Linked DNA regions of Homo sapiens: region 2 is linked to region 1. A link is a loop called in an ENCODE intact Hi-C map of the cell type or tissue named here. Cell type or tissue: dorsolateral prefrontal cortex. All regions are shown on one strand.

What was found. Peaks named below come from ENCODE experiments on the same cell type or tissue, not always from the same donor. Only the 100,000 strongest peaks of a DNase experiment are listed, where the experiment ranks them.
Region 2: a loop joins it to region 1, with 3 times the contacts of the local background. A loop is called at or near these places in 4 of 110 quality-filtered maps.

The regions. Positions count from the first base shown.
Region 1 is chr5:88,482,650-88,490,649 of GRCh38, reverse strand. No RefSeq gene overlaps it. Among named protein-coding and RNA genes, the nearest start is that of LINC02060, 48 kb to the right of the region's middle. In dorsolateral prefrontal cortex, no CTCF peak of the experiment used is centred here; no DNase peak of the experiment used is centred here; H3K4me3 peaks cover 2,690 bases; H3K27ac peaks cover 5,578 bases.
Region 2 is chr5:88,394,606-88,402,605 of GRCh38, reverse strand. The region is part of intron 2 of TMEM161B-DT (TMEM161B divergent transcript); the gene reads right to left. Among named protein-coding and RNA genes, the nearest start is that of LINC02060, 40 kb to the left of the region's middle. RefSeq lists enhancers at 5,015-5,891, 5,158-6,269. In dorsolateral prefrontal cortex, no CTCF peak of the experiment used is centred here; DNase peaks (open chromatin) are centred at 4,845 and 5,751; H3K4me3 peaks cover 5,511 bases; H3K27ac peaks cover 8,000 bases.

The sequences.
Region 1 (8,000 bases):
AGTTGCTAGTATTATTGTTATTCCAATACCAGTATTATAATAAACATTTGCATATCTAAAACCTAATATATTTCCATTGTTCAGGCATTAGTCAAAATAGGATTTCTTACCAACACTCACACAAATATGCACACCAAGTAGCAACTAATACAAGTTTTAGGAACTCAGTAGGGATTTATTTTCTTAATAAAAATAATAAATCGTTGCCAATATTCTTCCTTTTTACATACATACTGAATTTTTTCCTTTTTGAAGACTTTAAAATATGTCATTGAAACAGAATCTCTAGTTATTTAAAGTTTATATATAACAAAAAATACAGTCTAGAATTATACTAAGCATAAAATATAATACAAGCACTCAAGTTATGAGATATACATTAAAGGGGTATATATGCATGTACACAAGATGTGTAGCTACATATATATAGATAGGTAGATGGTTATAGACATATATGCATGCATATGTATACATATATACCTATACGTGTATATATTTACCTATCTATATATCTAGCTTCATATCTTTTTCTACATATCTATATGTACATATACATGTATATTTGTCTATATAATTGTAACTATAACTATATATGTACAAACACATTATGTTTAATTTATCAGCACTGAATTTAATCCTCCAGCCTTTCCAATGTTTAGGCAGCAACACATTTTAAAGATTAGTTAATTATGATTTTCTTAATATGAAAATGGAAAATTCTGCTAAAGTTTAAATTTAGAAAGAGTTACATCTAGAGTCTTCATTATGGTAAAATGCTAATTGCAAAATAACAACTAAATATTCTATTCTGTCATGTTTCACATTGCCTTAAGAGTGTGTGTGCCAAGTGTGGTATAAGCTGGTATAAGTTTGTATATGCTGATAAAGAAGTGCCATTCATTAGTCGGTAGCTTGTCCATTTGCTAATGTAAAGCATTTGTTCAGTTGCAAATCTCTCTTTCCTGAAGGCAAAGGACATGCTAGTGGCCTGGCAAGGTGGAATTCCTGCAGCAGCAGCAGCAGCAGCAGCAGCGGCAGCAGAGCCCAGCGTCAGAGAGACCCTCTTTGTAGATAAGGCCCCGCCCTTTCTTCCTTTAGACAATCTTTGAACCTCATCCAAAAATGAGAACAATTGAAAAATGTTGTCCTAAATAATTATTTTTAATGACAATATTTGTAAAATGTCTTCAATCTAAAGATGATTTATAAAGTGTATGTATCTACATTCTGTGTCCTCATCAAGCGTTCTCACTCGCTGTTTGCTCTGGCTCACTATTCATTAGCTGAGTTTCAACAATGAAGAAAGAAGGATTGATTAGTCTGTCACTGTACTTTGGGGCAGCCAGCCCCCCAAAACATTGCTAAACTTAGTTTACAATTAAATCTACAGGATGCTTTTGCAAAAGTACATACTTTATCATTTGAGATTTCTCACATGTGAAAACATGTGAGATCCAGAGCGCAAGACCACTCTAATGATTTAAGTCTTTTATTTTCACTTTAACTTGAAAACCTTTGCAGGAATTTTTGCTAGCCGCATAAAGTTTACAACTTTGCAACACAATTCTACAGACTGTTTTCCCCTCAATCTATAATAATTACTGTTATTTTCTAGCTATTGTAAATTGAGCACAGCATCATTCATTCAGGAAAGCTCTCCTGGCTTGCGTCATTTTAGCCACATTGTTCTCTGTGGCAGGTAAGACTAATCCTGTAGCATTTTAACTTCAAACTTAAAAGAAGAAAGCAGCACAGCCAAGACACAACTGAGTATAGTTCATCTAACTAAAGAGGCCCTGTTGCCTTTACTATAATGCAGTCACGATGCTCTGCCTTATGTTCCTAGGCTTTTCTTCTATTTGAGACAACTTCTACTTTCACACATTAACACCCTATGCCAAAATCCAGCCTGTGACTGCCTCGTCTGAGAGAATTGTGGGCAAAGTTCTAATTATTGCTTAGTTAGGTGCCTGCTCCATTTGACATACATGAGTCACTTTTGTTCTTTTCTTTTTTGTTGTCACAAGGCTCCTATTCCTTTAGATTTCTTTTTTATTTGTAAAGGGGGAAGTCTCTCCAGGCTTTTCCCACAGTGTCCTCCATCCAATAGGTTACAAAGGTACTAACATGCTAAATAGAAATGGTACCCTTGGGAAAAAATCCATTTCTTCTGAGGTTGTCCCTGTTCCGGTGAATGAAGACTTCTTTGAGGTTACAAATATGTTTAGCAACATCTCCATACAACTGATTACAGGTTGCTTCATTCAGACTCCAAGGAGAAAGCCCTCCTATCCTGGATAGGCATGAGGTGATGAATACACTCTTGGAACAAGGAAGCTTTATTTAAAAGACTCTTTGTGCTCTTCTGAGTACCCTAATGAGCTATCCAGGGTGGTGCATCATTGTGGGAGCAATCAGACAAGTCCTGTATCCTCTTTTCATTAATCCTGCTCTCTTTTGTAGCCGTGCTTGTTGTTGACTCACAGTACCCATCATTCCTTTGACTAAATAGTAGAAAAAACATGACTTTCATGTTATGGCCCACATCACCAAAACCATCAGTTTTTATATATGGCGAAGAGCAGCACAGGAACCCGATCTCTTGCCTCTATGCCTACGAGAGGTCTGGATTTTGCTTCTTCAAACATGGTTGCAGAAAATACCAACCTGAAAGCTTGAGGGGAATGCATGTTTGCTAAGTTCACTGTGTTTAATAAACCTCAAACCACTTGGAATCTAAATTGATTCCATTTAGATGCAGGCAGTCAGGCTGCATCTACACAAATGAAGTGAATATGTAGGAGCTTTATCCAGATAACTTGGGGCCCCTGTATATTTGGTGCTTTCAAGATTCAAATAATGCTTCAATTCTTTGTTTCATGTAACATGTAGACTCAGTCTTAATGGTAATGTTTTCTTATCTTAATATTCAGAGACTAAAATTCACACTGCATTTCATTTGTTTGAGACATAATTTATAATTAAACATTCACAATTTCATCATATTTTAGTAATATAGAGCCTGTGGAGAAATAGAATTCAAAATTAAATCGATTTCTAGATAAAGGTGAAATAAGTTCCTTGCTTAAAATATGCGATACTTTAGGTCTAAGGTAAGGTTTTTCCATATGATTTATTTTGATCATTGCCTTGAGTCTCCATTTTCCTTTGTATGTTTAATAATAGCCTAAACTATATATTGACACCATACTCAGAAACACTGTGACCTCTGCGAAAACCCAAGACAACATGAGTATGTAAAATTTATTTTTGTGGTCATTTACACCAAAATATCATGAAACACCTCATGGTTGATTTGATTATAAGAAAAAGAAGTGAGCGTGTCACACTATCCCATTCAGCTGGTAGCCGCAGACAGATGTAGGCAATTCAAAGCAGAGAGTGCATCCTCAGTTCTTGAACATAATTTTACTGGTGGAATTGAGAAACTCAGTGACTGTGTGGCACTTAACCATCCCTTCAAATCTTGCTCACACTGTCTATGGAATACTTTTCCCTTTAAATAACAGGCCGAAAACTTTTGGCACAGAGTATAAATGAATTAGAAAAGTTGTGTATAAGTAACTCAAAAACTCAAAACACTAATAATTCTCATACTTCTTGAAAAAGAAAACTACAATTCTTACCTGAAAATTAGTCAGTCAATGTACATTTCAGGATGTTTCATAATATACACCTAAAACCTGTACCTTTTGAGGCAAGAAGACAAAAGCCTTGTTTCTAATCCTTGTTTCCTCCAGCCCATTCGCAGCCCCTCGGCATTCTGGCACTCTATTGTATTTATTTTTAATTGAAACCTCAGTTATAATTAAACATTTGTGAGTGAAGGTAGAATGCCACTGCTTTAACCCAGATAAGTGTGCCTGGAGTTCATGGGCATGAGTGTATGACGAAAGATCAAATATCATGTGCAGCTGACATGTTCTGAACAGGTCCTGTATATCCATGTATAACTGTCTGTCCACAGTATAAAATTTGAGTTAGTGATTTAAACCTCTGTACTTAGAAAGTTCCCAGAGCAAATGAAAATGGTGTTCGAGGGTAAAGTGATAGAAGCAATATCAAAATAGTCAGTGAAAATAAACTCCCTGTGTGTATTCCTACGATTGTGCCCAAGGTGCTAATTACACTAAGGACAGGAATTAAAAGGGGAAAGACAAAGACCCAGAGCTCTGAGTGAGGCCTAATTGTATTTACACAGATAAAGAGACTAGATGGGGGAAGAAAAGAAACAACGGGCAAAAGTTCTCCATTTAGTCTTTATAATTAGTTAAGAAACATTTAAATTAATAACACATTCTGAGTAATGCAGCATGTGTGGCATATAGCACATTTTAAATTAATTCTTGAAATAGCTACTGGTGTCCTACTTTATTTCAATTTTGATAAATTAGCTTACAGTCACTTTTTGATGGGTGTCCCATAAAGTAAAAATTAGTATTTCATCTGCCATTAACTACTCTTCCTGTAGAAAAAAAAATAACATATATAAAAGGCAGAATTTAAAATAGATATTTGAAGTTGATCCTATTAATTTGTATTTTTAACAATGGCGTTAGAGAGGAAGAAAGGGTAATAAGTTTTATGAGCTTATTTGTGTAGCCTTATAGTAGAAAAATCTCTTGATTGTCCATGTTTAATATAAAACTGGTCACTTGCATTTACTATTCCTCATTGATATGATACAATAATCTTCTCTGGTATTTTGGAGCTCAGAGAAAAGGCCTCAGATTATAAGACTGCTTCAAAATAGCTAGCTTTTGTCCTAGAATTATGTAAAAATTTACAATCTGCTGATTACACTATTAGGGAGCTGCAGCCTCATTGACCTAATGTCATAGTTACCTTTGGAATCCTTAATGTCTTAAGGCATGATCCAGGGTAGTGCTTCTAAAAATTCTCTAGTTTGATTTTGTCTGCATCTGAGTATATGGAAGTGCATGTGTGTATTTGTACTTAATTTTGGGCAATTGGAAAAAAACTTTTCTATGTGATCCTTCAGCCTAGCAACGAATCAAGCTACTTTTCTTCATGTTTACTTAATTATTTTGTATGCTCCCCATCCAAGCAAGCAATTCAAGTATATGTAACAATCAGAGGGGACCAAACATAAACCAAAAAATGGTCATATGTAAAGCTCAGACAAAAGATTTAGGCACAATAAGGTGAATGTAAGAAGTAGCTAGAAGAATCATTAGCTTAATTTCTAGGTATTCTAATTTTTGTCCCTAAAAGTATTGCAACTCAAGAACAGATAAGTGCATCTTGTTAAATTGAGGAGAAATAAATCAGAAATGTTTCTTTTGATTTATAACTGTCATCAGTGCATGCATGTTCATGGGTACATTATTTTAAAAATATTTCTTTAAGGACTGGTTAATTCTCTCTCATACTTCAGTCCCCTCCCCCACCCTCATCTTTGCATTAATTTGTCTACCCTAGCAATAAGTGTATGCTTTAATCATATATATTTAACCTACTCAGGGTTTCTAAAAGGACATATTTATGTCTTAGAAAACCAAAGTGATTTCACTTTGTTCTGACAGAACAACGTACATTTCATTCAAGTGTCTTTTTTTAGGTGATACTCTTAGCAAGGGATTTTATTTACTGAATGACATTTCTGCTAACCTGGAAGGGAAGATATCCATTCTTCAAATACTGTCATTACCAAGCTTTAAAAAGACTTGATTGTACCATGTTAGGGAAACAGTGTCAGATTTTCCATCAAACTTTCTCCCACTGTAATAACTGAGCATAAAAATGAACTTCGAGTGATGAAATGACTACAAAGCAAATTAATGCAATCAAGTCATTAGTAACAACTCTGTCCATATCTGTTAAATATTTTCAAACTATTCTAAAAAAACACACCCAGAAGGCAAACTAACAGTGAATAGAAACAAAATGGTCAGCAGCGTGTGTCGCATGTTATTTGAATGGAAAGTAATTTATCGCGTCTGAAATAAAAGCTGTTTATTCTTGTGTTTCACTGTCTGTAACAATCTTTACCATTTATCTGTGAAAAAGTGAGAAACTGTACCGTTATTAGCATATGAATACTTGACACATCAAATTGGCTGTACAATAACAGAAGGACATTTGCTATTGGTGTATGCACACAGACAAAGCAGCCATTTTGAAAAAAATTGAAATGGTGTGGGTGGTTTAACCCTTTACTTATCTTGTAGGTTTCCCACTCCTGATTTTGACCGGAACAGTTTGGCAGTTAGAATCAGAATATTTTTATAGCAAATAAAAGTAATCACGGGCCATTATGTTCATGATAATTACGTTGATACATTCACTCTACTAGAAAAATAGAAGCGGAATGACAATAAAAGAGTTTGTGTGAGTGTGTGTATGTGTGTGTACATGCATGTGCAGGGTGGGGGAAGGGAGTGGAGGCCGGCAGTGTGTGGAGGGTGCAGCAATGAAACAATGCCTACGTACAGTTTTATTTCATGGCAACAACATACTGGTCCTTGGGTCAGATGTGTGAAACTATTTCTCAAAGAAACCGCATACATAATTGAGGCCCTCCGAAGGGTTCCCAGTTGAAGTTGCCAGGCTACATTCATTTCAAAAGCAGAGCCATTTGTTATCATATTTAAATTAACTCTCTGCACACTGAACTTGAATTTTAGAGTCCTGCTTACTTATAATTCTTAAAATAGTTGAGAAAGGGGAAAACATGTGTCTGGAAAATGGAAATAAGGTAGTCCCCACAAGGGACAGCAGTGGTTCTCATGCAGGCCTGAGGTGAAACAGCCTTTTATAGCTTAAATTTAGAAAGATCTGTTTGGAAACACTAGAAACAAGTCTTTATTTTCTCATGCAATTTTTTGTATAGATCCAGATGCAAGATTGTTGCAAAATCTTGTCATTTGTAATCTGTGTGTCAGCTAGGTTTTTACCCTTATCAATGTACTAACCTCATTCCCTTTCCTGCTCCCCCAGATTATTCTTTGCCGTGAGATTTAGAATAAGATAATTTCTAAAGTTGCACAAAATTTAAACTATTTTAGTTTAATATGTCAGTTCAATCTTGGCTATAATAAAATACACTTTTTTTTCCCTAATCTGTGAAACTTTACGCATTATTTTAAACAAAGTTTATGCAACTCACTAGATAAATGTTTTGATAATTTTGCCAATTGCTGATACATTCATTCAAACAAACAACTCAGTGGAAATCAAAACATGTAAACTGACTTGTGTTGGGACCTTGCTATAACTGCACAGAGGAAAAACTTTCCAAATGAAAATACTGTGCATGTTTTTTTTTACAAGATGCACAGAGACATGATTGCACATTATTTTGTCTGTTAAAAGTGTTTAAAGTTTAAGCTATCTCCATTGTTAGAATGTTCTCCATTACCTGAGTTGGTAAAATTAATCATGGGACAGACTTTCATTCTTGCTAAGTTTGATACATAGAACTAAATAGCCCATTCTGAATAATCCATGTATTTTTTCTTCTCTTTTGAAATACAAGTTTAAAGGTTTTAATCACTATTCCCTCCTCATTATAGGACACTAATTTGTTATGATTAAGAAAACCTGTGTTCATCATTGTAAGGAAAATTTAGCTTTTTAGACTGCAATGCATAGTAAAATTTCATTTGAAGGCAATAAAAAAGAAACAAAAAATAAAACAAAACAAAGCAAAAAAGTACAATGAATATAAAATACCATTAAAAGCTGTAATGTTAAAAGTAATCTTCCAAATACCTACCGAGTCTCTCATATAACATAAAGAACATCTTATTGTTCTCTTTTTAAGTAATTAGTACTTGTGAAGTCCTACTATAGCCATAGAAAGCAGAAACTGGTCATCTTAATGACATCTATTAATAATATAACAATTGATAGGCAACATGAAAGTTGAAAATAAGTTACACAATTTTAAATTCCTTTAAAATTGTTGAACGAACACATACAAAAAGTGTCTATTAGTCTTTCTTTTCTTCTAATAA
Region 2 (8,000 bases), 88 kb after region 1:
GGGTCTTTAACACAACATAACACCTAAAATAAGAGATTTGGAGAGAATATCCAGGTTCTGACAGTACTTACTGGTGTGATTTTTATGTAAGTCAATTTAACTTAAGAAAATTAATAGTCTTTAGGTATTAATTCTGAGTTGTTTATGATTACTCTGTCACAAAAGTCTATTAATGTTAGTGGGTTTCTCCTCCAATCCTGTGTATTTCATATTAGTATAAAGCCTTTTATTCCTGCTTTCATGAAGAGTATATTATATTGCTTTCACAACAACTCAGTCATAGCTCAAGCTATTTTAACAAATGACAATTTTTCCCTGTAAAAAAAGTTCCAAGATAAAGATTTTACATCACAGAGAAAATGGAGGAAAATTGAGAGAATACTTTATTTCCTTTAGTAGCTTGCTATTGATGATGAAAAACAAGGAAACAAATATAATTGGTAAAACAAACTCCAAAGGAAGTTTCAAGTATCTCAAATAGGGGAATATTCTTAGTTGTAAATAGCTCAATTTTATTTCTAGAACCTAAAATATGTATCACTCTCCCCCCCAACCCCAATCTTGCTTCCAATTTCAATACTTCAGCCTTATCAAGTAAACAAGCTATTGTTAGAATAGAAAACCCAGCTAAGGTTTGAGGGCTGCTGCCACGTCCCTCTCTTCCTAGCACAATTCGGTGCCAATAGCTTTTGGAAAAGGGAAGAAAGAAAGGTCTGCCACTGTGGTGTGTGGAAGTAAAGGGGCAGAGGGGCATCACTTCAATCTCTTGGCTCTGGTTCTTTCTCACTCTCGCATCTCCAGGGAAAAGAGATGCTCTTCATTCACAAAACAAAACAAGAAAATCTCTATAATTATTTTTGGCTCAGCTCCATTGAAATTCATTCTCCTGGAAGCGTCTCTGTTTTAGATTAAAACAATGCTTAGAATATTCATTCTCTGCTCCCCTTTTCTTTCTTTCTCTCTCACTACCCCTGCATGCCACCCACCCCCAACCCACCCACCCACCACCATTTTCCTCTTGCTTTCTCTGTTTCTCAGTCTTGGTTTCTTTTGCCCTCTGCCCCTGCCTTTGGTTATATTTTTTCTTAATAGTACCAAAGTTAGGCCTCAGAGATTGCTAACACCAATGCCTACAAGTGCCTACTCAAGGTCTCCATGTTTAATGTCATTTGTTCAATCTCCTCCCCTCTTCCAGACAGTGAATTTCCCCAATCCTGTGTCACTGGTCATATTTTATGATTGTGGATTTGCTGATATAATGTTTCAAACCAAAAAATAGATCACTTCTTGTCTTACCCTGTTCAGTAAAATTGGGAATACAATTTACTTTATCTTTCCTACAGACCTCTCTTCAATATCCAGTCCTCAAAAGATGAATAAAATCTTCGTTGTCCATAGTAGATGGTAGTTATTAAATTTCAGCAGCAAAGCATAGAAAATTATTATTTTAAAAATCTAAATTCCACCATTTAGTCAGACAAAATTTAATGCATGAAACAAGGATGTAACTGTACAAATTTTTTCTTATCACTTTTAACCTTGATTTTTTTTCTTTATGGTAAAACTTTTGCCTCTTCTCCTTACTAAGGGATAACAATTTCAGCAAATGGAAAGTAGAATTCCTTTTCCAAACAAAGTTTGTGTGTACATATTAACAAAACTTATTTGTGCTATGAAATGTGGGATCCAGTTTCCTGAAACAGTGGATTCATTTTGGATCCTACTACAAGACAATAATTTTATTTATAATGACTTACATCCTGTGGAATTCCAATTTCTCATACCTTTCAATTTTTGGTGACTGTAGACAAAGTTGCTGATAAACTTTTACAGAAAGAGGCGGATCTTATACCTACATTCATTAACATTAATGCATTATTCTATTTCTCACTTTCTAATTGGAATAATGAATTTGAGTTCGTTTCAAATTCTTGGTTGTGAGCAAAGGCATCCAACCTTAGTACCCATCACCCGTGGAGTGCGCTTCCTATTTAGGGGTGCATTTCTGCCCCTTTGAACAACGAATGTTTTATGTGGATACTGTATTCATATATAAGTAAGCTCTACCCTTCCTGCACCATCTTGACAAACAAAACAAAATCCTGACAGTTGCCCAGATCTGAGATGTCTCTAGGATTTCCTATATGCTCAACAACACAAAAGCAATTGTGTAAGTGTGTATTTAAAAGAGTTTGAAAATCCATTTCTAAGACTTCACAAGAACTGATTACTGAACTCCATTTGGTTTACCAAATAAAGATGAGAAAGAAAAAAAAAAGAAAACCACAAACACTGCCATTAATTACACTGTAAACATTAAATAAATATTCTTTCTTTCTATCCTTTGCCCTTTTCAAAAGGAAAGGTGGTAATTTACATGTACTGTGCTTCTTTCTTCTCATTGTTTTAATTCCTTTCTTTCTGGCTTCTTTTTACTTGTATAGAAAAGAGGTGGACATGTTTGAGAAGATAGAAATGTTTACCTAGTATATTTGTACATTTTTTTTCATATAAAGAAAGAGCCTAGGCACCTTCTACTTTGTCTTATGACCTTTGTTAAGCCACTAATCTGGAAGCTGCATTTTAATTACAAAATATTATAAAGGGAATATAGTAGGAATACACAACCTTTGATTCCTAGCCAAATGAGAGGAAGTTTAATAGCAGTGTATGGTTGCAGGAATGGTTATGCTTGGGATCCATATGCATGTTCAACTCACACATTCAGGCAGTGCAATAAAGCAGGGAAAAAACAGCTGATACACAAAAGGGACCGTCTAGACAGTACCCCATCAGTCTGGCTAAATTTGGTGCTGGCATTCCCAATGGGATTGTAATATAATTGTTCTGGTGTCTGCGTTCATTCTCCCTGTCAAACACCATTCCAAATATACATCCTTCTCCCCCCAACCCTTCTTGTTCCACAAATATGAAGCCCAAACTGTGCCATGTTGGAGAGGGTGTTAGATGGCTCAAGCCAAAGAAAATGTTATAATTTAGCAAAATCACATTGTTTAATTCCTTGGGAAAAAAAAACCCTGTTACATCTTAGCTTCAAATAGAATTAGTTTCAGTCAAATTTTAATAATTTAAATTAAGAACATGGAAAAGATTTCAATGCAAATACAAATAACCTGAAAATATTGAGCACCTTAGATGAAAGCAAATAGGCCTTTTTACTCTTTTATATTTATTAGCCTCTGTCAGAAAATTTAACAGAAATCAGAAATGTGAAAGTGTAATGATCGACATGGATCATAAATTCTAATGAGGAAAAAACCTAATGAAAAAAATGTTAAGCAAAAGCATTGAAAAAATGCAAATTGTGTATTTTTTCTTTCTTGGGCTTAAAGCCATAATTTTTTTACTCTAAGCACCTTCTGAAAGTTGAATTTGTGATATTTATATATGAACAACTTCATATTTTTGGCTTTTAATAAAAGAAACCAGCCATATTTACCCATCAATTTATAATAACAATTAATGTTTTTAAAATATTTTGGTTTAAAACACTGAGAAAATGAAAATCACTACTTACAATATACAATAAACCAAAAAGCACATCATTAACATGAATAATACACAGATTATTGGCAAAAACATTTATAATCTAAAAACTTCCACAACGTTGAAATTAAAACTGTCAGATTCCTTTTTTTTTTTTTAAAGGAAAATGCAGTCTTTAGGATTACCATATAATATAACCACCAGATACATTTATTTTATTTTCTGTTTTAACATGTCACCTCTGGGCATTGTTTAGATATTAAAATTGGGCAGTAAACCTATTTCTTAATCTTTTTTTAATTCCAAAAAAAATTATTTTGGGAAAGAAGCTAGGCTGTTTGTTTTGTCTTGTTTTATTAAGTGTAAATCTATGTTTGTACTTCTGATTTTGGAGGTTTAATAATCCTTTCCTTGATGCTGTAAATAGAAATTGGTCTCCCACCTCCCAGCAGTTTTCAGATTCTAGATTAGGAACCCAAGTGAGTGAAGAAATCTCCCAACCCCCATCAGGGACTACTCTAACTAGAGAAAAATCAAAGAAAATACTTCAGGCACTACATCCTGCCTTTATCCAACTTCAGGAGGCTGAGAGACAGACACACTAACCAAAACGGGGCACAAGCGAGAAATGGCTGTTCCAGAAAGAAGCAACACACAGAGCCTCAACTCGCACAAAGACAGAGCACCAATTACACAGAAAACCACCACCAAAGGAACCCAGAAACACTCAGACATGCTTTAGAGATGCCTTAAAATGCTCACGTGGAAAAGAAAGAGAAAATAAGTTTAAGAGATTGTATCCTTTTATTTTTAATTTTTAAAAATGTAATTAGTGACTTCATACTTTTTCCTTCTTTGTATAAAATTGCTATTCTGATGTGCACATGGGTACTAGAAACAGTCATTAAAAAGATAATAATATTTGAGCATAGTGCCTGCCTGAAGCTGGGTATTTTGCCTGTGATTGTTTTTTTTTTATTCGGTTTTATTTTACTTTTTTAGAATACACACATGGTATAAAGTGAAAGAAAGGCATACTGTAGGCCTCTGTGAGATGAAACAGCGTAGCAAAATCTGAATTTTATACTTAGTTTTCAAACTATTGAATAATATCCTAGGAGACCTCTTAGGTCTTAACTGGATTAAAATGAATATATTTGTGCTCCGGCTCTTTTCAGCTAACTAATGTGCATGTGAATTGATAGTGTGCGAGGGAGCAGGCGAGAGCAAGTGTATATGACACCGGGAGTTGATGCAGGGGCCAGGCCGAGTGTGACTCTGTGAAGGAGCGTGCAGGACGGTGTGGGCTGCCTGGACAGAGTGAGAAATGAAAATTAACAGGCCTTGGGGTCTGGTGCGTTTTGTCCAGAAACACAAGAGAAGCTTAGTTGGGATGAGGGGGGAGGGGCAGGGTGTTGGTGAAGGGAGGGTGGAGAAGGAGGTGTGGCGTGTGTGTGTGTGTGTGTGTGTGTGTGTGTGTGTGTGACTCTGAGGTTTCAGTTATGGCTGAGCCTTGGGTTTTTGTTTTGGCGGTTCCCAGCATAAATAGGCTGAAGTTTCAGGTTCAGGGTGGAGTGCATGCCAGGGGATGGGATCGTCGTTCTGAGTTTCTCTTTCTGGCCCTTCTCTATGGTTGCTGCTCAGAACATTGCTGCTGTGAAGGAGTAGGGGGAGAAGCAAGGGATGGGGGTCTGTCTGCAGCTGCCCCTCTCACACTTGAATAAAAGAACTTTTTTTTTCAGGGGTAGGGAAGCTGTGAATACCTTTCCCAATAAGAGATGAGGCATATTGAAAACTATATTAAATTACCCTGATTAACAATTTAGCCACGAACAGGGGAGCTTTGGGAGATCTCTATAGGCAGGACTGGGGGCTATTCATGCCAGCAGCTAAGAGGTCGAAAGGTTTCTGAAGTTCACAGGCTCAGAGCCTTTGTTATGCTAACAGACAATCTCAAATCAGCTGCCTAGTGGAGTGTGAAATATAAATGATTCCTTGAGAACTTCCAATAAGTTGTCACTCTTGCTCTCCAAATACCAGGACAGGCTGCTAATTTCTAGCGGGCCCTTTTGCAACATTGCTAGCCCTAAATGAATGCCTTTGTAGTTCAAATAATCTTTTCAAGGGAGCTGTCCTATCATCATAGCCCAAATGCATCTTGGTTTTGACTATTAAATGAAAATCAGGGCTCAACTGTGCTTGACTTTTCCAAGCGCCCGATGTTTGGGAAGGATGGTGGCAGCTCTCATGCACAACAAGTTAGCACCCACCGCAGGAGGGCCAGGGCATTAATAACAGCCCACAGCCCCGAGCTACCCCAACTCTCACCCCCACTCCCTACTGGGAACAAAGCTCCTGGAGAGATTTACGTGACTTCCCTTGGGCTGGACTACCTTCCTCTTTCAACCACACCAACATTTCTTTAATTTATGGACCCTCTATCCAAGAGGATAGCCAGCTGACCTGCTAGCATCTGACTGGTCACTTCGAAGCATCAACTTTGGGGATGGATCTATTCATTCTTCAAGGCAGACAAGGCCAAGGGGAAGAGGGCAAGGTGTGTGTCCAGGCCATGCCCCTAGTATCAGATGCCTGTGGATATTATTTTATCATTTTCCCATAAGAAGGATGTGAACATGGCTTATGATCTTGAGTGTGACCTTTGAGCAGGTCCCGATGGATAGAAAACCAGTCCTGGCTCTCGGAGTCTAAATTGCAAAGCTTTTAAAATAAGGAAAAGCACCCCCATTCTAAACCTCAAACAAGCTGAGGGGAGTGAGAATGAGAATCTATCAGGGAGAGTGTGCTCAAACATTCTTATAGAAAGGACAATGCAATTTATACAAATAAAGAAAACACACAGACAAGAGGACAGAAATCAAAGGAAATTAGAAATCCATCTGCATCAGCCTTCACAAAGGAAAGGATAAAACCTTACAGCTTGGGTCCTGAAAATTTTGATATTTATGACTCCATGACCTCCACTTCCTTGCTGAAATATAAAAAGGTCCATGATATCACAGAAGACTCAGCTTTTTCCAAACAGAGCAGGTTTGATTTTTGAGGCCAGGAATGGGAAGAAATCAAATGGACTACATTTCTTAGTATATAATTAGGGTAAGTTTACATTCATATAAACAATATTTTAAAATACTTCGTTAAGTAACTTTATGAAGCTGGATGATACAGCCATACAGAAAACCCGAGGGCCTTGATTTCCTATCATCTTATTGTTCTTCTAATTAAAATGATTTTAAATAATTACATCAAAAATATTCTGGGGGAGTTAGTTTCTACTGGTATAGAAACTGGTTTAAGTAAACACTTCTTTGTACTCTAGGTATACTAAAACTTATGACTATTAAAACATGAATTAGATATAAGTAAGAATGGTGGCATAACTTTCATCAGTTTTGAAATCATCTAGCTTACATTTTAAAATCTTTTTAAAAAAGCCGGGGTACACAGTACAATTGTAAAGGACTCTGGGATTCAATTCAGAGATTTTGGTCCTTAGATAGGAGCCAGTGTTTAAGAACCAGGTCATCTTTGTCTTTCAAATTCTTATTTGTTTCACTCAGTAAAAGAATCTGCAAATAATATTGCTTAGGAAAATTCGTTCAGATTACTGACATTACAGGAGTAAAAGTTTATGGTTTCTTCTGCCAAATGTCAAAATTAGACAATAATGTATTATTGATCCACTCACACCCTTCTCAGAGGGACTTAGCATCCTTGTTATCCTTATTTTATAGATAGTAAAGTGACTGGCTTTGGATGCACTTCTAATTATACAAAACAGAAGGCAACATTGATAGCTAAAAGTTCGGCGTATGAGAGACAATGTGCCTAAATTTAACTTTTCATCTCTTTTCCATTTTTAAAAATTTAATTAATATTAAATGGTAGAGTATCAACACGTTATTGACACATCCTGGACATTCAAAAGACAAATACATTCCCTGTGCTTTCCAAATACTTATTTTACCACTTCGAAGTGTCCTCTCTCTTTCCGTCTTTAACACATCAAAACAGGGAAGAAAGCGCTTTTGTGTTATAACTACAGAGAAAACATTTGAGAATGTGTCAATGCACTGAATACCAGCACCAGTTTGGGGGTTGGTTTGTTTTTTCCCCCTGCCGTGGTATTTCTTTTCCCTCTGCTTTTGCAGTCTTTAAACTCTGACCACTTTGAGAAAAGCAATGGTTGAAATGAAAAGTTAGAACAAATTGCATCAAACCTGTGTGTTGCCAGAATATGAGCATGATGAAAGCAGGGTTGGGACATTATGGAGCCATAGCTGCTCTCCACACACAGAAAATTAAAATAAAATAAAACGTAAAAGCTGTTTCTGTTTCTCTCTCTCTCTTTCTTAAATACCTATGACCTAAGAGAAAGGGAATTCCTGTTTAAAAAAAAGTTTCCAGGGTTGCCATTTCTCCATAGTGGGGGTGTCTGAATGCGCGTGTTTATGTGCGTGCATGTGAGTGTG